Regions from separate parts of the Mus musculus genome. Here region 1 is linked to region 2. The links are chromatin loops, found by intact Hi-C in ENCODE. Cell type or tissue: heart. All regions are shown on one strand. Links, peaks and the distances in the headings refer to the core of each region. The heading gives the core; the rest is flanking DNA. Region 1 holds the start of Gm39515 (a long non-coding RNA gene). Region 2 holds the start of Fhl1 (four and a half LIM domains 1).

What was found. Hi-C counts contacts between places; a loop is a spot of excess contacts. Peaks named below come from ENCODE experiments on the same cell type or tissue, not always from the same donor. Only the 100,000 strongest peaks of a DNase experiment are listed, where the experiment ranks them.
Region 1: it touches region 2 in a loop (1.8-fold over the local background); 3 of 42 quality-filtered maps call a loop at or near these places.

Annotation. Positions count from the first base shown.
Region 1 is chrX:56,679,507-56,687,657 of GRCm38, forward strand. Gm39515 (a long non-coding RNA gene) reads left to right here and starts at 2,971. Exons shown (of 3, transcript XR_878113.2): 1 at 2,971-3,273; 2 at 3,704-3,880; 3 at 4,057-5,385. In heart, for the core only: no CTCF peak of the experiment used is centred there; a DNase peak (open chromatin) is centred at 4,255.
Region 2 is chrX:56,726,116-56,734,266 of GRCm38, forward strand. It overlaps Fhl1 (four and a half LIM domains 1), which reads left to right and starts at 5,646. Exons shown (of 7, transcript NM_010211.3): 1 at 5,646-5,753. In heart, for the core only: no CTCF peak of the experiment used is centred there; a DNase peak (open chromatin) is centred at 5,246; H3K4me3 peaks cover 1,513 bases; H3K27ac peaks cover 2,472 bases; H3K27me3 peaks cover 285 bases.

The sequences.
Region 1 (8,151 bases), core at 2,812-5,311, 48 kb before region 2:
ACTGCATTTCCGAATGACATCATGGGATTCAGCTGAGAACTGCTGGAGAAAAGCGATTATGGGAGCCAGGGGGACCTCTGCTAGCCCCTCTACCTTCCAGTGAGTTGTTTGGTGATGACGAGCAAGAACCCTGTCTGTGAATGTGTGTCAGCATTGCCCTAAAAGCAGGGGTTGGCAAGCTAGGGCTTGAGGACCCAATCTTGTAACTCTGGCTCTGGCTGATTTTACAGAGAGCATTTACTTGGCACACATCCATTCTGATGTGCTTCAGTACTGCCTATGGTCATTTTCGCACCACCTGTACATGGAATTGAGTTGATATGCCAGGGCCCATATGGTCCTCAAGGCACAAAATTGTTCCCATATGACCCTTTCACAAAAAGTTTGCTATGGGATTTTCTTTGATTTTTGTTGTCGTTTAGTTGAGACAGACTTCATGTAACCCAGGCTAGTCTGAACCTCACTACGTAGCCAGCAATAACCTTGAACTTTTGATCCTGCTGTCTCCACCCCCAAAGTTCTGGGAGTACAAGTGTGCACCATCAAGGTCCACTACCCTTAGGAAGCAGCTTGTGAACAAGGTGACATCACATGACTTGGCAAAATACCACTGGTTCCCTTCCCCTCTTCCTCAACATACTGTTTAGGAAAGTAGGGGTGGGTTTGAAAAAAATACATTGGAGCTTTTGTATTTATTTAAATTACAACAGATCTTGCACATCTAGTAAATGAGAGTTGCACTTCCAAAAAGGTCCCCTGGGAGATCACATCCTTATTCTAATGCTCTTGCCAATGTACTGGACATTGTTCCTCTGCAGAGCCAACAATGGGATATCTGAGACAATCCACTTCACTTTCTTCCTGGCATCAAGGTAGAGCAGTCTACTTGGGACATTTGGCTTGTTGGGCAATATTTGCCCATTTAAACAAAACCCACGCAAACCAAACAGTACGGCTACTTCAAGGAATTAGCTGTAGGTTCTAAACGTAGTCCCCTGAATGGCACCCACCATACAGTGTCCTCAGAAGCTAGGCAGTCTTGTCCTTTGCATGGCACCGTGCTTTAGAAACCTCTATTGAGATTTGGATGAATGGTTTCAGCATATCAATTTCATTTCTCCCCAAATGAAATATTATGTGGCTCTTGCCTCTCTGTTTAGGGACTGATTGGCTACTTCAAATGGCTTTACCATATGTCCTGTATTTCCTCGTCTCCTTCCCGCTGCTTCCAGTGGATTATGCTACGGCTTGGTGTACTATACTCATTCAGCTGAAAGTGGTCAGGGCTAAAGCCGAGGAAACCCTTTGCTCCATCCCGTGCCTCACAGCCATGTTGGGATAGGAAAGAGTCCCTTCAAAGCAAACATGTGGCATGCTGTGCGTGGCTCTGGCATTGTTGGGACAGACGAGAGGCCATGGCCACATCGGCATTTGGTGATCCCTTCCATCTCATGTGCTCGGGACTGCTGTGGGGACAGAGTATTGAGGCTGGTGGCTTTGAGAAGTCATGAAATAGTCCACTCATTGCTCCACAGTTCTGCTTTCTCACTTCTCTTAATCTCATTTTTCAAAGGGATGTTGTGTGGCCAGTCCTGAAGCAGAATGATAACCAGTTAAGCCACTTGCTTTTTTTTTTTTAATCTTTTTTTCCTCCACTTTTTTCCCCTTTACTTTTTACTACTAGTGTGGCAGCACAGGGTAGGGGGAGAGGTGGAGACAGGGGAACCAGGAGTTTGAACTTATCCTTGTTTACATTTTGAGTTTGAGACCAACTTGAGCTACATGAAACCCTAACTCAAAAAAAAAAAAAAAAGGCACCACCTTTCCCCCATATGTATAAATTTTACAAGTTCTCTTTGCTTTAACGATTTCTCCTATAGGGTGTCTCCAATGCCCAACTCCAGGAAATATTTGCTCAGATCCACATTTGTTTATATACTTCCCATGAAATCGAGTTTTGTTTTGTTTTGTTTTGTTTTGTTTGTTTTGTTTTGTTTTGTTTTGGTTTTGTTTTGTTTTGTTTTGTTTTGTTTTGTTTTTGTTTTTGTTTTGTTTTGTTTTGTTTTGTTTTGTTTTTTCATGATTGAGAATGGTCAAATGGATGACTGAGAAACAATGACTACCTAGGGCTGGAGCCACAGCTGTAAATTCCTCCTGAATGTTTTCAGTGCCCCAGCTCTGAATCAATTCGGGTGAAGGGGAACACTCTTTTGTCTTGAGATTTTCTTGTGCTAGGGACCATCGGTTAAACTTGAAGTATTATCTTTAGCTCTCAGTGAGGGTGGAAACTTGATTCTCATATTTTGGTTCTGGCTCATCATATCTGGCTACCCAAAGGAGAACCGAGAGCATCAAAGCCCTTGGCAGGGATGGTGCAGGAAGACTGCTGATCACGTTGTCTTTCATTACATGCTCTTCATTAAGTGATGGATGTCCTTTGCACATATGGTGGTCCAGTCTACATGGACCTTTACACCGGCAAGAATTATGCCTTCTATTGTTTTGTGTAGCATGCCACAACAATATGTATAAAGGCATGCAAGTGGGATTTGGGGTGTTTGCTTTTATAATTTGAGCTTTTTGACCATTCTGGTAGTACTTAATAATCAGGCGCCTTTGGGCTGTGAATCCTCCAAAGGTCAGATCCCACAGGACTTCCATCAATCAGGCAGCATGTGAAGGAATTTGGGCTTTGTTCATAAGAAGTCTGGCATCACTGGTCCTTGGGAGACTTCCAAGCTGGCATGTTTTACCTCCAAAGGAAGGTTGCAGGGAGGGGGCTTTTTGCTCGAGAGTCCTTTCTTTAGTTTGCAGTTTTCAGAAAAGCAAGTGGGCTTCAGACAGAGAAAGAGGCTGTCTTGGCAAGGGCTCTGATTAGGTTCACTTCTTAGTATTCACAGGAGTGAAAAGCTCTGCTTAATAGGTTGGAAAAGTTCCTCTGGGCAGAGCTTCTGGAGGTGGAATGATGACTGTTGCTGTTGGTATGGTGGGGGTGGGGCATGTGGACTAGGGAGGTGGGGTATGCAGACAGCTAGAGTCAAGGCAGTGCTGGAGTATGGGGTCTAGTAGCCATTAGTACACTGCCCTCCAGAAAAGTTGAGATTATTCAAAATGGCCACAGACATCTGGACAACTCAGTCCTGCCCTGGGCTTTATTATTAGTCAAACAGCATGTAGTTTGTTAGGTATATTATGGTAAAATTTGTGGTTCAGGTCTTTACCTGTCACTGACTAATCAATCAGTCTTCATCGCCCACCAAAACTTCTGAGAAGGTAAGTGCTTCTGCTAGTCCCTCCCTTCAGTCTATTATGTGCTAGGATCTAGTTGTTCTTACCACAGCAAGGGCCTGAAATAGCTCTTTGCAAGGTTTCAAAAGAACCTTTTCCAGCGCTCTTCTTTAATGATTGACAGAAGTGGTTCATGCCAGAAGAATGTAGGCCACTGATGACCCCTCTTGGACCCTTAATAAACTATGTAGACTCCTCTCTTGGTCTGCCACTTCCATATGAAGACTGTCACTCTCCTCCAAGGGTGACATTTAACTAACTGATTTCATCGTTCATCAGTTCATTTGTTCAATTCATTCACCCAGCATTCAAATGGTAACTTTTAACCTGGCTGCTATGTCAAATTGTTGGGGGGGGGGGTAAAAAGGGTCTTCTCCTGACTGTGCAGGTCTGATGACATGAGTTCGATTCACAGAGCCTATGCAGAAAGAGAGACGCAACTCCTGGAAACTGTCTTCAGACTCTGTAGCAAGTGTGTGCCTGCATGCATGCACCCACCACCGCCGCCGCCACCACCACTGCCGCCGCCGCCACCTCCGCCGCTGCCCACCACCACCACCCTGAGAATCTGAAGAAATGCCCAGGGGGAAGTGTAAGTATGGGGATCTAAAGCCCATGAGAGGGTTCCCACTTAGGAAGGGCAGCCAGTCAGCATAGTTCTTTCAGTGGGACCATCAGTTTGGAGAGGCAATCTCAAGAGAAACAGGCAGAAAGGGGGAAGCACGGATCACGAACTGAGTTCTGCAGCCCCCAAATCATTCCACTTAGATGTCTCCAGCACAGGAGGGGAAGCAGCCAGTGAGGAAAGAAAGGCAGCTGTTTCTCAGAAGCAGTTGGGAAAAAGCAAGTGCTTTAAGAAGGAAGAAGCTGGCATCGTGCCTCCTGCTACTGCTGAACACTGAGACAGAGACAACAGAATGACTGTGAAATTGAGTTCAGGGAGGTCAATGGTGTCCTTGGCAAGAGTAAGTTCCGCAGAAAGGAGGACGTGGAAGCCTGATGGGAGCCAGTGGAAAACGGGACGACGCCGGCAGAGATGGCGATGGAGCTCTAGTCTGAAGTTGGAGTATGTCCACAGGTTTACATCATGCCCCTACGGCTCCACACCCTTTCCTTGGAAGCTAAGACGAAATCCTCAGTGCATGAGCAGGCCACATCACCCAGGTGACTTCTATATTCGTTCAGCCCATGACACTTAATATTCTCCTGAAGTCAAAAAAAATGACTATACAAAATCGGAAGACTCATAATCAGATCTCCCACAACTTCTAAACACTCTACACAGGGGTTCCCATCTCCATTTGACATAGGAATTCCTTTTCCTCAACACATTTCCTCAGCTTTCCAAAGTTCCCATAAAAGGTCCTACACCAGTCCATTTTCTGTTACTAATAACACAAAGCCTTTGATTGAATGTGTTTTATAGAAAAGAGGCTTATTTGAGATACTAAATCTGGTCCAAGGTTGGGGGGGAACCACATATGGTGGTGACCTTCTTGCTGGCAGAGTCCCTGTGTGGCACAGGCATTACATGACAAGAAGACAAGGGCTGCATGAGAGTGAGAGACTCTAATAACAGACCTACTAGCAGCTAACCTACCATGAACCCATTCATCCATGGCTGTATTAATCCATTCATGAGGGCAGAGTTCTGATTGCACCTTTTGGTGAAGCATTCTTGCACTGTTGCTGAGTTGGGCCTGGAGCTTGTGAACCTTCTGCCTCAGTTTCCAGGGTTCTGGGATTACCATGCCCATCTGCTCCCACTTCTTAATATTCATGATTTCATGATGAAGATTTATTTTCCACATGAGTTTCAAGCTTACAATAAAGCCCATTCATTATGCCCATGAGCAAGATGACCCTCTCATTGGGACCACTTAGTTCCTGATCTCCTCTCCTCAAGGACTCTTGTCTGCCTCTAGCTCTACCTCAACCACTTTCATGATTATAACCTAGACCTGGTGTGGTGGTTTGAATTGGTTTGGCCCCATAGATTCATGTGTTTGAATGCTTGGCCTTAGGAACTGCCACTCTTAGGAGGTGTTGCCTTAATAAGTGAGGCTTTGTTGGAGGAAGTGTGTAACTGCGGACATGGGATTTGAGGTCTCCTATGCTCAAGCTCTGCCCAGTGTGGAATCAGAACCTCCTCCTGGCTGCCTGCAGAAGACAGTCTCCTCCTGGCTGCCTTCAGATCAGGATGTAGAACTCTGGGCTTCTCTAGCACCATGTCTGCCTGCAGGCTGCCATCCTTCCTACTATGATAATGGACTAAACCTCTGAAACTGTAAGCCAGCCCCAATTAAATGTTTTATAAGTGTTGCCTTGGTCACAGCAGTAAAACCCTAAGATACCTGGCCTTCATCATTTTTACTTTTTAAATTTTATTAGTTTTTGTTTGTCTGTTTTTTTTTTTTTTTTTCGAGACAGGGTTTCTCTGTGTAGCCCTGGCTGTCCTGGAACTCACTTTATAGACCAGGCTGGCCTCGAACTCAGAAATCCGCCTGCCTCTGCCTCCCAAGTGCTGGGATCAAAGGCATGCGCCACCATATCTGGCTCACCATTTTTATTAAAATGTCCAAAATGTTTTCTTGCATGGATAGGTAGGTAGGAAACTGAATTTCCTACTCTCCATTCATTTGTGATTTTAAAATTAAAATATAATTGCACCATTCATCCCCTCCCTCCAGCCTGCCACATGCCCTTCACTCTCTCACAAACTCATAGCCTCTCTCTCTTTATTCTGATTATCTTTTCATTACATGGGACTCCCCATCTAGCAAGTCTCCTTCACCTTCAACTGTCCCTCACCTCCTTCATGTCCTCTTACCTCACTGCACTGCCCCCTTCCATATCCCTTCCTTGCACATACACATACTCCTTGTCTTCCTTGCATCTGCCTATTCTTTTGGCAAACCCCTCAACCATCTGAACTTCAACTAGTTTCCAACTAAGCACCTGCACCTGAGATAGTACTAAGGCAAAACAGGAAAACATAATGCCTAATGATGATCTCACTTTAAAATCCTGATGGGCAAGCACAAGTGGGTCCTTCAAGTTGCTTAGCAACCTATTTGCATAATTTACTCTCCATCTCTCCCTGAGGGCTAGGCTCTAGGTACTCCCTCTCTCTTCAGACTTCCAATACTTCCTCATCTCACCTTCATTTTTGGTGTAATCTTTGTTTTTGTTTTTGTTTTTGTTTTTTATCTCACTGAGGAAACAGATGTGATCAGAAGGTATAAAGAAATGCTGCTGTCCTGCTACTAAATAAATCACAATGGCAGAAATATCTTGCCTAACAGTAATTTCTCCATTTCTTCACTAAATTCCCATCCACTTTCATCTACTCAAGGAAATGACTATAAAATGTTCCTTTTATTCTTAATATCAATTTTGTCTGAACTATTAGATCATTTTCCTCAGTGAGCAAGCATATCTCTTGAGTTGCTTTGCTATATTACAGCTGCCTTCTTTTTCTCTTTCAGTTTATTCTAAAGTCTCTTAAAGGAATAGGATAGAGGTGGTACAGAAACTGTGGGAGTAGCCAACCAATGACTGATCCAGCTTGAGACCCATACCATGAGGGAGAGCCCACCCTGACACTGCCTGGAGGGCTAGGACCCAGAGGCTGGATAGCCCAGAGACTTAGAATAGAAAATTCTTCCTAATGATATTCCAAGTGTACTCATGCATTGGTGCCTAGTCCAGGTGTTATCAGAGAGGCTTCACCCAGCAACTGTTGGAAACAGATGCAGAAAACCACAGCCAAACATTAGGCAGATTGTGGGGAATCCAGTGGGGGGAAGAGAGAGAGAGAGAGAGAGAGAGAGAGAGAGAGAGAGAGAGAGAGAGAGAGAGAGAGAGAGGATTGTAAGAGCCAGATGGGTCAAGGACAACACAAGAACAGAACACACAGAAGCAACCCACCTGGGCTCATTGGGGCTCACAGAGACTGAACTGACAATCAAGGAACCTGCATGGGCCTGACCTAGGCCCTCTGCACATATGTTACAGTTGGGAAGCTTGGTCTTTTTGTGGGACTCCTAACACTGGCAGCAGAAACTGTCTCTGACTCTGATGCCTGCCTTTGGAACCCTTTCCTCTTCCTGGGTTGTATTATCTAGCATTACTAGGAGTGGAGAGCTTACAGCAATTTGATGTGCCATGACTGCTGGATATTCATGGGAGGCCTCTTCTTTTCTGAAGAGAAATGGAGGAGTGATTGGGAGAGGCAGAGGGGAGGTGGTGGGGATGGATGGGGAGGAGAGAAGGGAAGGAAGACTGCAGATGGGTTGAAGAAAAGACAGAGAGAGGGAAGGGAGGGAGGAAGGGAGGGAGGGAGGGAGGGAGAGAGGGAGGGAGGGAGGGAGGGAGGGAGGGAGGGAGGGAGGGAGGGAGGAAGATAGGTATATATTCCTAGAGCTATACCATGGTTTCAGTATTGAGAATTGATTCTCCTGAGCATAATCATTCAGGAAACTGTTTCATTGAGTAGGTCCTGCTGTCTTGTATCTGTGATGATTCCAATGAGAACTGTCCCCTAAAGACTCTTGGAATTGAAGACTTGGTTTCCCCAAGGTGACACTGTTTAGGGGAGGTTATAGAACCTTTAGGAGGTGGAGATTTGCTAAAGGAAGTGTGCCATTGGGAGGGCAAGCATTGAGAGTTTGCAGCCCCATTTTGCTTCCTGCTCCCTCTCTCTACTTCCTGTGTACTGATGGAAACGTCATCAGTCAGCATCCTCCTCCTGCTGCCCTTCTGTGTCTTCCCTGCCATGAACCATGAACTCTTTCTTCCTTAAGTTGCTTTTGATCATGGTATTTTATCACAATAAAAAGGTAACTAATATAGGTGATCATT
Region 2 (8,151 bases), core at 3,772-6,271:
TTACTCATCAAAGAAACATTAGCTTAAAATGGAGTAATAAGTGTAATTAAATGGGCCTTTTAAAATATCCTGTTTTGGAAGAAATAAACTGTATAAAAACATTTGTGAGACATCTAAGGAATTCTGAAACCTAACTATTTGTTGATGGCAAGGGAGTGTTTTTTTTTTTTTTTTTTTTAGTTAATTCCTGTTACATGTGATAATATTGTATGAGGAGTCTTTATCTTTTACCAATGTGTACTGGACTATTTTTTATGGAATAATATTTTGCATTTCATTTTAAATAGCCCAATGTGTATGTGTAGTTTGGAGGGAATGGGTAGAGGGAGACTAAACAAAAGAAACAAATCATATGTTAAAGAAAGTGTTTGATGCATGGCAGTTTATTGTACTAGTTTCTCTCTTTTTATTGCCTCCAAGAAATACCTTTAAAAGAACGTCCAGATTCCAAGAAACTGGAGGGAGATATAAGTGGGAAGGACATGTTCCAGTGCCTCTCCTTTCATGGTAGAAATAGCACATGAACTTGCTTGGTACGTCAGCATTATCTGTTATGCTAAATGGCATGGTTCATGTGCTATGGGATCAATGGACTCTGTGTGGGATTCTCAGGGGCAGCTTGGAATAGGAAGGGAGGCTTTACTAGTTCAGAAGGAGAATTTTTTTTAATTAGGTATTTAGCTCATTTACATTTCCAATGCTATCCCAAAAGTCCCCCATATCCACCCACCCCCACTCCCCTACCCACCCACTCCCCCTTTTTGGCCCTGGTGTTCCCCTGTACTGGGGCATATAAAGTTTGCAAGTCCAATGGGCCTCTCTTTCCAGTGATGGCTGACTAGGCCATCTTTTGATATATATGCAGCTAGAGTCAAGAGCTCCGGGGTACTGGTTAGTTCATAATGTTGTTCCACCTATAGGGTTGCAGATCCCTTTAGCTCCTTGGGTACTTTCTCTAGCTCCTCCATTGGGAGCCCTGTGATCCATCCATTAGCTGACTGTGAGCATCCACTTCTGTGTTTGCTAGGCCCCGGCATAGTCTCACAAGAGACAGCTACATCTGGGTCCTTTCAATAAAATCTTGCTAGTGTATGCAATGGTGTCAGCGTTTGGATGCTGATTATGGGATGGATCCCAGGATATGGCAGTCTCTACATGGTCCATCCTTTCATCTCAGCTCCAAACTTTGTCTCTGTAACTCCTTCCATGGGTGTTTTGTTCCCAAATCTAAGGAGGGGCATAGTGTCCACACTTCAGGCTTCATTCTTCTTGAGTTTCATGTGTTTAGCAAATTATATCTTATATCTTGGGTATCCTAGGTTTTGGGCTAATATCCACTTATCAGTGAGTACATATTGTGTGAGTTTCTTTGTGAATGTGTTACCTCACTCAGGATGATGCCCTCCAGGTCCATCCATTTGGCTAGGAATTTCATAAATTCATTCTTTTTAATAGCTGAGTAGTACTCCATTGTGTAGATGTACCACATTTTCTGTATCCATTCCTCTGTTGAGGGGCATCTAGGTTCTTTCCAGCAGAAGGAGAATTTAACCAGACTTTGGAATTTATTGGATGGGGAATCAAAAGAAGTGGATTTTTTTTTTTTTTTTTTTTACTTTGAACACTGACATAGCAACCTCAGAGACAGGAAACAGAAGAGAAATTGGTTGGGATGGAGATCGACACAGAGTAGTTCAACTCTGAATCTCCAGAGGCTGAGCTACTCCTGAAATGTAGAGGTGGTGAAGATTTCACACAAACGGCTTTAGGCAGGATGAACTTCAGTGACTACAACACGGGGAGGGAACCGTGCAGTCTCCATCCAGGTAGATGCAGCTCCCTCCGCACAGGCTCTGAGCGGAAAGGATGGTTGGCCTCAGTGGTAGGTAGATGCACTCACTGAGCTCATGCTGCCCTCCACCATTATCATGAGGCTTGATGAACCTCAAATGGACCAAGTGTTTTAGGTCTGAAGGTCTCTCGTGGAAGGGGATCTGGATGCATGGGCACTTTAAGAAAACAAATCACTGACCTGAAATAAGTAGCCATATAGAATTGCCGTGGTAAAAGTGATGAGCACTCTTCTTTTGTTGTTTTGGAGTTACAGTTTATTGGTTGGGATTGTGGGCTCGAAAGCTCCCTGTTTTATTTTTAAATCCTGACTCTACAGTTTCTTTGCCTCAGTCTATTCCTCTGTAAGGTGGGGAACATAATATCTAATATGAAACTACATCAGATGATGAATATAAACTGTGCTAATTCTTGTTACTTTCTTTCTCTCTCCCTCTTTCTCTCTCCTGCTCACAATGCAGGGCTCATGCTAACGCTGGGCTATCTTTTTAGCCCTCTCTCTAACAATACTTTTTGAAAAGAAGGCAAAGGATTGATAGTTTTGTGTATTAAATGCTCCATATTTCCATTTCTAAGAGGACTCAACGTTCTATTGAAATTGAATATCTGTAATGAGCATAGTAAGAAATGCCTTTTAGACATGTAAAATTAGCTTAGTCAGGATCCCCACAACATCCAAGGCTGCTCCTGATAACCAGAACTCAATGACATCACTCACTCAAGATAACCAGACGTACTCCTACCCCTCTCCACCCCCATGACGCCCACTGGACAGAATATAGGCAGAGACCAAGAGCAAGGCTCTACTCTGCACATCTGGAGAGACACCACCTTGATCTGTCCTGTGGCTGTAGAGTCTACCCACTATCCTGATTCTTGATTTAGAGACTTCTTTTAGTGACTGGAGCTGACCTTCAGGGGAGCACCTTTGGGGAGATAGGCTTAGGACTGTAGTTAGGAATTTAGAGTGTGAACATTGTATAATGACCTCAGCATAAGAAAATATACCTTTTCTTATACTACCTACATGTATTTAACGTCTTGCTCAAATAATATTCCTTTCCTCATGTCTATTATATTCCTCAACCAAAAAAATCCAAGCATACTCAGATCTGAGATTAGACTACCTGAATTTATCCTTTTGTGTGTGTGAGTGTGTGAGTGTGTGTCTCTGTGTGTGAATCTTCACATTAGATGATTACAAAAATGTTCTAAAACAAACTCACCCCTTGAACAACTCCTTTCCTTCTACTTATTCAGCAACACCACCACAGTTCTATATATTTTAACTGAAACAGTGTGTTTCTGTGACCTCCAAAAGTTGAATTCCAATGCAAGAAAGTGACCAGCTAGAGGGAGAACAGGGCTGGCCTTGCTTGTGCAGCTTTAGTTAGGGTGATGGGAGAGGTGGGGCACAGCTCACATCAGGTGCCCAAGACTTCCTGGGAGGTAAGACAGGAAGCAAGAAAGACAGGCAGGAATGTGTGGAACGGAGTTGGTGGGGGTTGAAGGAGGAAAGAAAGAAGGTTAAAGAAGTGAAAGGAAAGAAAGGGACAATTTCTACCAATTGGGCAATGGAAGGTTCCTTAAGAAAGGGTCTGTACTTTCCTGTCAGATTCTAAAGATACTTGTGCCCTTCCCTTTGGCTAGTTGATTGTGAAATAATCACAATGGTCCCAGGAATCTCCTGCTGGGCAACGAGAAAGGTTGAAGGAAGAACCTGCTTGCCAAGGAGAGATTTCACACAGTATTGACTACTACAATCAGGACTTCCTTGTGGGACAGACTGGAGTCTAGTGGCGCGTCAGTTTCCAGATCATACCCAACTTGGCCAACACTGCTCAGCTACACATACTTCTGGCTCTCTATTCAATCCTAATCCTCATGTTACATGGATTTGGGAGTCACTAGACCTTCATTTGTTCTTCTCAATGTGGCTCCATAGAATAAATTGTCTTCCTTTCTCCACTTTTTACTATCACTTGGGACTTGAATTGGCAGAGCAGAAACAGGTGGTGGAGCCGACCTTGTTAGGCCTGCCAGAGCCCAGGCTTTGATCTGAGAATCTCCAGTAACTGGCTCTCTGTCCAGAGCCACCCAGAGCTTTTGCACTGAGTGCTCTTGGCTGTTTCTTTCTGGTTGAGCCCAGGGCTGGTATGCAGGGGAGCTGCTTGAAGTGGTGCTAATTGTTCCAGGCCTTCCCATGATGGCCTGGGGCGGATCAGTCTCCTTTCCTAAGAAATGTGTGGGGAGACTTTTTTTGCAAATCCAGAAATACCAGACCTCAGTGAGCCTAAGGGCTCAGAAAGAGAAAAGAGGCGTAGGCTCTGGGTAGCAAGATAGAGAAAGGAATTTTGCAAGTAGCTATTGGGTCGGGTAAAAGAGGCCATCACTTGAATTTTGAAGCTGGAGGGGGGGGGACGGGGGGACGAGCTAACAGCAGTGTTTAGACCTTTTGCTTGGTTTAAATACACAGCTGCTCCGCCTCATCTGCTTCCACATAAAGGGCTGATTCTCCCCTCTCCTAGCTGGCCTTCATGTTTTTAAATCAAGACTTTGGATTCCTTTAATGAACCTCTCTCCTGACTCACTAGACATTCTAAGTACTGACTATTCTCACCTTTCAAAGTTTTCCTCGACCCTACTCCTTCCTTCTGGTCCTTTTCGGGTCCTCTTTAAAAGGAAAAAAAAAAAAGCAGGTTTCTCTAGTTCACCTGCAATTCCTTCAACCCTCTTCTAACCAAGTCCTTCTACTTCCCTCCACTGACATGGTGGGATTCTCCTGGCTTCCTTGCCTCTGCTCCTTCTGTTTGGAAAGTTATCCCTTGGTTCTTTACACCCACTGCTTTTATACCATGCAAGGCTTAGATTAAATACTACCTTCTTTCTCGCATTATTTATACACCCTTTTATCCTGCAGTTTATCCCACTGTGTTTATTTTCTCACTTGCTCATAATCTGTCTTCTTCCACCAATAAAGCCGAGTGTGTGCACAACTGTGCTGTATCTACAGCATTTGGCACAGTACTGGGCACATGCTGAGGGCTCACTGAACTGAACTAGGGAAAGAACGACGGAGTCAGTCACTATGTGAAGCTCTGCTGTGAGAGCTTTAGGAATGATGGAAAGCCCTCTGAATAAAGGCTCTTTTCGTTCTGTCCAGCTTGTTATTAAGGGGAGAGGTCGTCGGTGGGTCTTTCAGTGTGGTGGGAACCAAGAGATCTGCAATCACTGGCTGTACTGGGCTGTGCAGGTCAGCGAGGCCCCTGGAGAGGCTAGAGGCCACCTTGGCTGTCTCTCTTTGTTGCTCCCACCTCCCGGGCTCTGGCCGTGGCTGCCTGCAGTGACTCGTGACTCCCCAGCAGCCAGCGAAGGCCTGAGCCCGCGAGGGAGGGGGGCGGTGGGCGCCCCTGGCCCGCCCTCCGCGTGCCCTTCGGACGCTTGCAGGGGGTGCTCCGGGAAGCCGCGCCACCGCGGGCTCGCGGCCACCTCTCGCGCGCACTGTGCGCGCCTAGCCAGCGGCTTGGCCTCTCCCGAGGCGGGGCCCACGCAGCCGCGCCCCCTTCCCGCGCTTGCCCGACTGGGCTCCCGCGCGCGAGCGCGATCTGCCCGCACCGCAGCCCCTCGCACCACGGGCAGAGCCCAGGCGGACGCGCGCTCCGCCCTACCCCTCCCCGCCCCGAGTGGGCTGCGCCCGCCCCCGCTCCCGCCCCCGCCCCCGCCCCCGCGCGTGCTCCCTCCTCCCTCCCTCCCACCCTCTTGCGCCCCTCCCCGTGCGCCCCTCCCGCGCCCTACATCCACCGCCCGGCCGAGGGGGCTCAGTCCTGTGCTGCCGCTGTCGCCGCTGCGCTTTGGTCTCGGAGCTGGCAGCGGCCGCCGGTGCCGCCTAGACAGCTGCGCGGGTGAGCATCCCCAGACAGTAAGCCCGCTTTCCCTCCGCGAGTGTGTGTGTGTGTGTGTGTGTGTGCGCGCGCGTGTGTGTGCGTGTGTGTGTGTGTGTGTGTGTGTGTGTGTGCGTGTGCGTGTGTGTGTGTGTGTGTGTGCGCACGCCTCCGGCGTCCCCGGGGAGCCGCAGCTCGTGCTCCGTGGCCGCTACTCCGGGGCTGCGCGGACCTGCTGGGCTTGGGTACCTGCGGCCTCCGGCCTCCGCTGCCTCGCCCACGTTGGGGGCTGAGGAACCTGGGGCTCCAAGGTCCCTTAGGGTGCGTGCCTAAGCCTCCTCCCCAGGGCTTTCGCTCCCCTGGGGGCCGGGATGCAGGGGGGCGGCTTTGGGTGTTTCCTCTGCAAGGATGGAGGGTGGGAGTAAAAAGAGGGGGCTTTTGGTTTTCTCACCCAGGATGGCGGGCAGTGGGGGTTGGGCGAGGTGGGAACACCTTTGGTTTTTGTTTTTGGTTTTTTTTTTTTCTTTTTCTTTTTAAAGGATAGCTAACAGCAGTTGAGAAGAGCAGGGGATGATGATGACGATGGGGGGGGGGCTTCATTGGTTTTTACATTAAGGATGGCGCCTGTTGGGCAGGGGAGGAAGGTGAAACCTGCCTTGGTTCTTGGAGATGTTGAGGGAACTGCTGTGCTCCCTTTGGGGATGCTGGGGAGGAGGCAGTGGGAGGACTGGAGTGCAAGGAGAATGGTGATGGAGGGAGAAGGCTGGTCGTGGTTCTGCTCTCTGAGGGGGAATGGCAGTGATATGGGGGATGGGGGTGGGAGAGGGGACTGGATTTCAGCTTCAGCATGGAGGCAAGTGGAAGGTTCTAGCACTTAGGTTGAGCCTTGGTTGAGCCTTGGCAAAGTGGGTTAGGTAGACTGCTGGGTGTGACCTTTCAATTTCAGAAAGCTTAAAATTCCCACTAGATGCAGTTCTGGGCTCCTGGGAAGAGGTTTCTGCTTCTCAAGTTCCCATTGCTTAGTCTTCCACAACTGGTAGAGGTTTGAATGAGAAAGGCCAAGGGAAACAGTGAATGTGCTGTGTATTTTCTGCATTTGGGCCTTTCAAGTTTCTTGGGTTCATTCTGATTACAACGACACCTCCCCCCCCCCCCCCGCCATACACACACACACACAAACACACACACACACACAACTAGGGTAGCACATTGGGAACAGGAGACAAGAAAGTGTATGAATGTGATTTCAGATTTGGTTTTGGGATTTCCTGAAGGGCAAGAGTTCTGTCGTAGAAATGCAGCAAGAGTGGAACACATGTCTTTGCTGGAAGTCCTCTGTTCTCTTCATTTAAATGATGCCATCGGGACTATCTGAGCCTCTTTTGATTTGAATTTGGACTAGATCCAGTTTTCCTAATTGGAGCTATCATTTTGTAATTGCTTGTAATTCTCCATGTTATCAAATGTATTGCGAGTTTAGAGAATACTGGGAATATTTTTGTTATCTTGATTAAGGCCGTTTAAATATAAATATAATGTTCCTTGGAAATGAGAATGTTTACAGAGTAGCACAAGTTTAAATTATGGGCCACGTGGAATTGGATAAGGAGTTCTCATCCTTGCCCATCCCCAGGAACAGGCTACTCCCCATTCCTCACATTTGAAAAGGATTGGGGTTGGTAATTTTGTCTTTGGAAATGCGTGCCCATATTTTCTTAAGAATATGCATTAAAAAGCAATGGGCCTTAAATGTGCTAGGAATATAATGCTTCCCTGTTTCCGTTACATAAGGTTCCAATCTAGTCTACCTTCACTCTTTTAAAACATTTATTTACCATTTTTAAGGGCAAATAGAATCTTTATGCAACAGGGAATTTGTTAGATAGGCCAAGGTTTGTACAATGCACTACAGAGTAAGTGCACATTTTACTACTACCGTATAGAATCTGTAACCATATATGGCTTCTGAAATTCTAGGCTTCCATTCCATGATTTAATCTTTTTGGAGAAGGAAAACATTTTTAAAGCAAGTCTAGATTGGGGGATGAAATTTTGAATGTGCAGATTGGTAAAATACCTCTTATATGAGTTCTTTGGAGATGATTTAATATATAGTAAATTAATGGATCACCTCAATAAGATACTGACTTTGTTTATTGCAAATGTTAATACATAAGTGGGTCTACAGGATTAAGAAAAATGTATTTGCTTATGCTGTTGTATACTATTCTACATTTCTGTGGTGTGTATTCTGCCCCAGTGCAACAGTGAGACAGAACCGATTTTCACAATCTAAGTTTAGCCTGGTGTTTTTTGTCTGAGGAATAATGCTGAAGGTGGTGAAAAGGAACAGTATGTTGGTGGGAAAATGGGCCTTAAGTTGCTCTCTAAACAAAAGGAGCAAAGGGAGTCTTTTACT